Regions from separate parts of the Homo sapiens genome. Here region 2 is linked to region 1. A link is a loop called in an ENCODE intact Hi-C map of the cell type or tissue named here. Cell type or tissue: endothelial cell of umbilical vein. All regions are shown on one strand. Links, peaks and the distances in the headings refer to the core of each region. The heading gives the core; the rest is flanking DNA.

The links. Hi-C counts contacts between places; a loop is a spot of excess contacts. Peaks named below come from ENCODE experiments on the same cell type or tissue, not always from the same donor. Only the 100,000 strongest peaks of a DNase experiment are listed, where the experiment ranks them.
Region 2: it touches region 1 in a loop (5-fold over the local background); 4 of 110 quality-filtered maps call a loop at or near these places.

Annotation. Positions count from the first base shown.
Region 1 is chr4:74,502,503-74,506,905 of GRCh38, reverse strand. No RefSeq gene overlaps it. Among named protein-coding and RNA genes, the nearest start is that of AREG, 60 kb to the right of the region's middle. RefSeq lists an enhancer at 2,546-3,745. In endothelial cell of umbilical vein, for the core only: no CTCF peak of the experiment used is centred there; DNase peaks (open chromatin) are centred at 1,135, 2,495 and 3,075; H3K27ac peaks cover 2,317 bases.
Region 2 is chr4:74,449,685-74,454,087 of GRCh38, reverse strand. AREG (amphiregulin) reads right to left here. Exons shown (of 6, transcript NM_001657.4): 4 at 3,556-3,708; 5 at 1,433-1,544. The coding sequence ends at 1,451. Among named protein-coding and RNA genes, the nearest start is that of AREG, 6.8 kb to the right of the region's middle. In endothelial cell of umbilical vein, for the core only: no CTCF peak of the experiment used is centred there; a DNase peak (open chromatin) is centred at 2,597; H3K27ac peaks cover 258 bases.

The DNA.
Region 1 (4,403 bases), core at 157-4,156:
TAATATCCTGAAGAGTGTTTCCTAACTTGGTTCCATTCTCCCAGTCACTTTCAGGTACACCAATCAAACGTATATTTGGTCTTTTCACATAGTCCCATATGTCTTGGAGGATTTGTTTGTTTCTTTTCACTCTTTTTTCTCTAATCTTGTCTTCTTGCTTTGTTTCATTAATTTGATCTTCAATCACTGATATCCTTTCTTCCACTTGATTGAATCAGCTATTGATGCTTGTGTATGTGTCACGAAGTTCTTGTGCCATGGTTTTCAGCTCCATGAGGTAATTTAAGGTCTTCTCTACACTGTTTATTCTAGTTAGCCATTCATCTAACCTTCTTTCAAGGTTTTTATCTTCTTTATGTTGGTTTAGAACATGCTTCTTTAGCTCAGAGAAGTTTGTTATTACTGACCTTCTGAAGCCTACTTCTGTCACCTTGTCAAACTCATTCTCCGTCCAGTTTTGTTCCCTTGCTGGTGAGGAGCTGTGATCCCTTGGAGGAGAAGAAGTGCTCTGTTTTTTGGAATTTTCAGCTTTTCTGCTCTGGTTTCTCCTCATCTTTGTGGTTTTATCTACCTTTGGTCTTTGATGTTGGTGACCTAGAGATGGGGTTTTGGTGTGGATGTCCTTTTTATTGATATCGATTCTATTCCTTTCTGTTTGTTAGTTTTCCTTCTAACAGTCAGACCCCTCAGCTGCAGGTCTGTTGAAGTTTGCTGGAGGTCCACTCCAGACCCTGTTTGCCTGGGTATCACCAGCAGAGGCTGCAGAACAGCAAATATTGCTGCCTGATCCTTCGTCTGGAAGTTTTGTCCCAGAGGGACACCTGCCTGTTTGAGGTGTCTGTTGACTCCTATTGGAGAGGTGATTCCCAGTCAGGCTACACGGGGTTCAGGGACCTGCTTGAGGAGGCAGTCTGTCTGTTTTTGGAGCTCAAATGCCATGCTGAGAGAACCACTGCTCTCTTCAGAGCTGTCAGACAGGGACATTTAAGTCTGTAGAAGCTGTCTGCTGTCCTTTTTTCTACTATGCCCTGCCCCTACAAGTGCCTCTATAGAGGCAGTAAGCCTTACTGAGTTGTGGTGAGCTCTGCCAAGTTTGTGCTTCCTGGCCTCTTTGTTTACACTGTGAGCTACTGAAGCGTCAGCAATGGCGGATGCCCCTCCCCCTGTCAAGCTGCAGCCTCGCAGGTTGATTTCAGACTGCTGTGCTAGCAGTGAGCAAGGCTTCATGGGCATGGGACCTGCCGAGTCAGGCACAGGAGGGTATCTCCTGGTCTGCTTGTTGCTAAGACTGTGGGAAAGTGCAGTATTTGGTCAGGAGTGTACCATTTCTCCAGGTACAGTCTGTCATGGCTTCTCTTGGATAGGAAAGGGAAATCCCCTGATCCCTTGCACTTCCTGGGTGAGATGATGCCCCACCCTGCTTCAGCTCACTCTTTGTGGGCTGCACCCACTGTCCAGCCAGTCCCAATGAGATGAACCAGGTACTTCAGTTGGAAATGCAGAAATCACCCATCTTCTGCGATGATCTTGCTGGGAGCTGCAGACCAGAGCTCTTCCTATTTGGCCATCTTGGAAGCGACCCCTCTATTTTGAGTTTTTAAAGAAAACCCCATACTGTTTTTCAAAATGGCTGTACTAATTTACATTCCCACCAACAGTACGCGACAGTTCCCTTTTCTTTTTATCCCCACCAACATTTGTCTTTCTCTTTTTGACAAGAGCCATTCCTACGGGTATGAGGTGATATCCCATTGTGACTTTAATTTATGTTTCCCTGGTGATTAGTGATGTTGAGCATTTTTCCATATACCTGTTGGGCATCTGTATATCTTCTTTGGAGAAATGTCTATTCAGGTCTTATGCCCATGTTTAAATGGGATTTTTTTTTCTTGCTATCAAGTTGCTTTATTTTTAATTATTATGGTCACATAATAGTTGTACATGTTTTGGAGGTACATGTGAAATTCTGACCCAAACATACAATACATAATGATCAAATCGGGGTAACTGGGATATTCATCACATCAAGCATTTAACATTTCTTTGTGTTACGAACATTCCAATTCCACTCTTATTTATTTTGAAATATACAATAAATTATTGTTAACAATAGTCAGCCCATTGTGTCACTGAAAGAATATTAACCCCTTACTAGATGTGTGGTTTACAAATATTTTCTTCCATTCTATAAGTGGTCTCTTCACTCTGAAGTGGGTGTGTGTGTGTATATATGTGTTTGTGTGTGTGTATGTATGTGTGTTCTGTGCAGAAGTTTTTAGTTTGATATAATCCCATTTGTCTATTTTGCTTTTGTTGCCTGTGCTTTTGAGATCATATCCAAAAAACTTTGCCCAGACCAATGCCATTGAAGTTTTCCCCTATGTTCTTCAATATGCATTTTTCAAGCGGATGAATAAAGTAAAAAAAAAAAACCTATGGAAATTATGTGCTGTGTTTTCAGCATTATAATTACCACAGAGTTAAATATTTTGGTTGGCCCTGAGCCATCTACCAGACAATGTCCTTTCTGCTTCTCAGAAGTTGCAATTTAAGGTGGAATTCTAAAGCTGAGAGACAAGTTACATATCAGGACTAGTGGTTTAGTTCAGATCAAAAAGTATGTATTGAGCATAAACTATGTGTTAGGCACTATTTTAATTTCTGGAGTACAAAAGCAAATAAAAATATGATCTGTGCTCTTTAGAAACTTACAATCTAAAGGCAGATGAGCACACAGTAAATTTAAAGTTACTATGGCAACTATAACAAAAGGCATTTATATTAGTTAACTTAGCAGGGTCATTTAACAGAGGGAAAGCTACCTAGTACAGAGGGCAACTAAAATTTGTCTAGAATTATGAAAGAAAATTATTCAAATGAGAAAAAATAAAGGTGTAGGGAACTGCATGCAAAGGTGCATATAGCTAGAAAGGTGTGGCATTTCTGATAAAATAGAGGTCATTTAGTTCTATCACTACATGCAGTAAGAGTTGGACACTGCAGGAAGTGGGACTAGAAAGGCAGAAGTGCCTCCATCAAAGAAGTGAATGCGTCATTTCCCATGGCTCATTGTAACTACTCTCTGTGTGTCATGACTAACAATGTAATGACAAGCATAAAGAGTGTTATTCTTTCAGGATTGGTAGGGAAAAGAGGAAATGGACCTTGGTCAGCATCCCTGGAGAAGTCTTCCTACACACCATCTCAGGTCCTGATGCAATGAATTATCTCATATCTTCCCCAAAGTACCATCTCATTCAGTGAAAAGCTGAGTCGTTGGAGTGGGGTTGCCTTCATGACCCCAGACAAGCAGATCCACCAGTATGTAATTCCAGCTTGAGAGAGCTGCAGGCATATAACTCCAATCCATGAAAGCTGAGGCATGTCTCACAGCTGTGGGGAAGAGCCTCCCAAACCCATGGGGGCCCAACCTTGCACAGAAAAGCTGCAGGAACAGAACTTCCACTCAGTGGGTCCAGAACGTGAGACCTCTGTCCCAATGAGTATAGAGGGTAGAGTATTGGATCAAAGAAGATTATTCTGAAGCCTCAAGATTTAATGTTGCATGTGCTGTTGGATTTTAGACCTGCCTGGGAGATGTCATTTCTTTCTTTCTTTTTTTCATGTCTCTCCCTTTTGGATGGGAATTTCTGTCCTATGCCCTGTCCCACAGTTGTATTTTGGAAGCACATAACATGTTTGAATTCACAGGTTCAGAGCTGGGGAGCTATTTGCCTTAGGATGAATTCTATCTTGAATATTACCCATATCAGATTTAGATGATATTTATATGAGACTTTAAATTTTTGAGTTGATGCTGGTGTCACTTAAAACTGTCGGGGCTATTGGGATAAAATAAATCTCTCTCACACGTGAAAATAAAATGAACTTTGGGGTTCCAGGGGTAGAAGGCTATAGTCGGGATATTTTTGTACCCCCAAAATTCATATGTTGAAATCCCAACCCCCAAAGTGATGGTATTAGGAGGTGGTGCTTTTGGGAGGTGATTAGGTTATAAATGGCAGAGTCCTCATGAATGGAATTAGTGTCCTTATAAAAGAGGCCCAAGATAGATTCCTCACCTCTTACATCATGCGAGGACAGAATAAAGAGCATCATCTATGAACCCAGAATTTGGTGATCTCACCAGACACCAAATTTGCTAGCATCTTAATCTTGGACTTCTCAGCCTTGAGAACTGCAGAAATACATTTCTGTAATTTATAAATAACCCAGTTTATGGTATTTTGCTATAGCACCCTGAATGGACTAAGACAGTTATGAATAAGATAAAACCCACCACTTTTTACTGAAATAAAATTTTTCACTTGGTTTGGATATGATGATGGTTGTTTCTGTCAGGTTTTGACTAACCATACTTAATCTTCAGGTAAAGCTGGGGT
Region 2 (4,403 bases), core at 153-4,152, 53 kb after region 1:
ACAAAATATCTGTACTTAACCAATGCTAAATATAGCGTTGTTCAAGTATCAGAACCATCTGGAGTGTACATTAAAAATAGAATTCTGATTCAGTAGATTTAGGGCTGGGCTTAGGAATATGCATATTCAACAAGCATCTCAAGTAATTCTTTTTTTTTTTTTTTTTTAAGATGGAGTTTCGCTCTTGTTGCCCAGGTTGGAGTGCAATGGCGCGATCTTGGCTTACTGCAACCTCTGCCTTGCAGTTCAAGCAATTCTACTGCCTCAGCCTCTCAAGTAGCTGGGACTATAGACATTCACCACCACACCCAGCTAATTTTTTGTATTTTTAGAAAATTTTGTATATTTAGAAAAGGTTTCACCATGTTGGCCAGGCTGGTCTTGCACTCCTGACCTCAGGTGATCCGCCCACCTCAGCCTCCCAAAGTGCTGGGATTACAGGCCTGAGCCACTGTGCCCAGCCCTCAAGTAACTCTTAAACCTACTGAAGTTAGACAATCAATAACTGAAATGACATCATCTTTCTTGAATGTTTAAGGAAATAAAGTTCCTTCTTCTGACAAACTTTAAGTGTGTTCTTGATTTCCTTGCCTCCCTCTTCCTCTGGGAGTTTTCTTCCCTAGCTGCTCACTTTCATTATCAACGAAATATTCCTCTTCACGCCTTTTTACCTTATACCTACAACATGCTCAGTTCTCTCTCTTTACAAGAAAATATAAGTTTTCACCAACCTATTTATCAAATTTACATCCCCCTCCCTTTCTACTTCCTTTTGTAAAAAAAGAGCATTCAACCTATTGTCTGTCTCCATGCCCTCACATTATCAGTGCAAGCACCCGCAACTGTGGCTCTCCACCATGTGAGCTCAACCTATCATCACAACTGTATCTCCCCTAACACTCATTTAGATTAAGCCATTTTTCACAAGTTTCTAAAATTATCTCTTCCATTTCTCAGTATAACCCTTTCTTTCCCTTCACAGTTTCTTGAACCAATCTCACTAGTCCTTCAACGTTCACTTCCAAGGCCACCCCGAACACATCTTTTCCTCTTCCCTAAATAAATTCTACTGGATTCTTTCTGTTTTTCACTGGAAACTTCTCATACTCCATTGGTTCCTTTCTCATGACATTTATTTTACATCCCTAGTATTCTGGTTTCTTACATTTTTTTCCTATCTACTAAACAATAACTTCTTTGAGAACTGGACCAGTGTCTCTTATATTTATATCCCTAATAATACTTATTAAACACGTAGTCTATTCTCAACATTGAATTCCATCTTATACTCAAAGAATAATACTTTAACATAGCCATTGTTCATAGTGTATATATAATTAAGAACACATTCCATATTTTTCTTGAGATTATATAGTGTTAAATTTTTCAAAATTATAGGATATGATCTAAAGATATATTTTAAAACTCAAACCTGTAATTTTATCTTCAGTTATGCTATAGCATGTACATTTCCATTCTCTTGTCGAAGTTTCTTTCGTTCCTCAGCTTCTCCTTCATATTTCCTGACGTATTGTCTTCTAAGCCTTCAGAGAACAAGGCATTCTAATGTTATCAAGGTTCTATTCATCTATATGTTTGATTGGGGTTTTTATGAGTAGAGGGGGTTCCACTTCATGAGTAGTGATAGACCAGCAATCACTATACTTGACACTAAACCTAAACCTGGCTATAAAATATTACCAATTTCTAAGGGGGTATTTATGTTGACTGTATATAAATCCATTTCCAGAGGGCTTATATTTAAATGTGTCTTGATATACCAATTCTGAGAAGGTATGAAACACATCCATATGTCTTGTTTTTGCAGAACTTAGTACAGCTGCCATGCACAATTGGAGAAGATGATGGTATAGTTTTGCCATAGGAGAACTCTATACTTGCACAAATTAAATGATTAAATATTTTTGAAACAGGCTTACAAAACAAGTTGAGCTTTATTTATTTCTAGGTATAAAATATATCCTTCTAGTTTAATTTACTGCTGCTTTCCACTTTAAAAACTCAATTATTTAAAAACTTCTTGTTGTTGTATAAAAACCCCCTGTTGTTAGGAGGTCTTTAACCCACCACAAAACATTATCATTAAAATCATAAAAAGTTTTCTTTTATTGTAATAGTTGAGGGAAAAACTCACCTCAATTATGAAAACAAACCCAGCAACTTTTGCTTAGGTTTAGTGTTTGTTTTATGTTTCAAACACAAGGAGAATATGGGAGACACGGGGAAAAAAGCCACTGCTTAATTTTAAGAGTGCTAACATTAACAAAATCTATCCATTCTTTCCCAAAAAATGATTAAATATTTCAAGTCAAATAATTACAAGTTTAATTATTACAAAACATCTTCCTTAACTAGCGATTGTTTTGTTCTATCCTTTAAAATAATAATGGTTTGTCTGAGAGTATGTCTCCTAAACACCTTTGCATATCTGCCTTGAGGTACTAGAAAACCAGGACAAATTCTAGTGTGTGCAAAATAAATTTAAGCTACATATCAAACTTGATATGCATGATGAAACAATTTTTATGTGTCATGTTATGATGATCTCATCTAAATTTAAAATAATTGTCAACAATGGCAGAAGATAACCCCTTGTTTCCTGAATGGTAGTCGTGGTAGATCATGTACACAAGTGGATAGCTGTTAAAGTTATTTACCAAGACCTAAAATTAGAAGAATGAGTCCCTTGCTTTTCCCAAGCTCTAGTAGCACATGAGTCATCACAGAGCCATTCATGTCCTCCCCCAACTTCCCTTATTCAGTGACTTCTGTTTGACAGACAATGCCATTTTGATGCACCCATCAGTGCCTACTACCTGGGACAGTCTAGTCCTAACATTTACTGGCCATGAAGTGAAGTGTGTGATCTGTTATTATGAGCACAGGGAAGATACGCTGGAGTGAAACAGTAATAGAATTGTCCTTGCTTGCTATGCCATGTCTTATGATGGAAATTTATTTTTAATAATTGAGTTCTCATATTCGATAGTAACAAAATAAGCATAAGCTCTAAGTAAATTAGTACCATGTTATAATATTCCTAACTCAGAATTTTGCATTCTAATATGAGCAGAAAACATATCTATTCTTTACTGCTGATGATTTGTAGTTCTTTGTCGTTTTTAGTATCAAAGCAGTATGTCTGATACTACGAACCTCCTATAAACAGGTCTTAATTAGCTCCTGAGGCTTGATGAAGCATAGGATTTCACAGTAGATATAAATATTTTCTGAGATTCTAAAGTAACCATGAGTAGAAAAATAACATGAAATAAAACCTTCAATTACTTAAGTTCAAAAAATTTCTAGATCTTCTATAAAAGGGCTTTACATGTTAAATTTCAATGGTGGCCACAAGTCATAAACATTGACCACTTTCTGTGATATTTGTCAATAAAATATAAAAATATAAACCAAAGATCAAGTGACAATATAATAATTCATCTAAAATACCAGAGTAGAGTATGAGAGAAATACTGAAAAAATTAACCTCCCATTATTTTATTAAGAATTTGTAAGTTATGTCATACTTACTGGACTGTAATAACAGCAACAGCTGTGAGGATCACAGCAGACATAAAGGCAGCTATGGCTGCTAATGCAATTTTTGATAAACTACTGTCAATCATGCTGTGAGTTTTCATGGACTTTTCCCCACACCGTTCACCGAAATATTCTTGCTGACATCTGCAAGCAATTCACATTTAAAAATTATAATCACAAAAACGTGCGGTGTGTTTTAAGCTTATTCTCCAGATCATAAAGAACCATTTAATTCCAACATTAAAAAAGTTATGCCATATACTCGTATTTTAAATAATGAGACACAGAATGCATTCTAACTAAGGATCTATTAGTATAAGAACAAGTTGAGATTAGTTTGGGTGTGATAGTTCAAGAAGACACGCCTTGTCATTCTTTGTGTTTCTTTTATGACCAACTGATGAGTTCAGTGATTTGTTATGCAGTTGATACATTCCAATATTATTTAATGTGCTAGCTGCTTGTGGGAGGTAAGCGGGGAGGAGGTTAAAACAATGTGAAAGATTATGCAAAAATTACCTTTAGGTCCTTTTTTAAAGGAGTTTTTAAAAAATGCATACACACACACATACATATATATATAGAAAGAAAGAGAGAGAGAGAGAGAGAGAGAGAGAGCAAGCAGGAGCATGCACAAAAAATAATGGTTTATACCAGGGGTCAGGAAACTACAGCCCATGGATCAAATCCAGCCATTTGCTGCTTTTTTGTTTTGTTAAACAACCTGCAAGCTAAGAATAGTTTTTACATTTTTGTTTTGTTTTGTTTTGAGACAGGGCCTCGCTCTGTCTCCCAGGCTGGAGTGTAGTGGTGCGATCACGGCTCACTGCAGTCTCAAC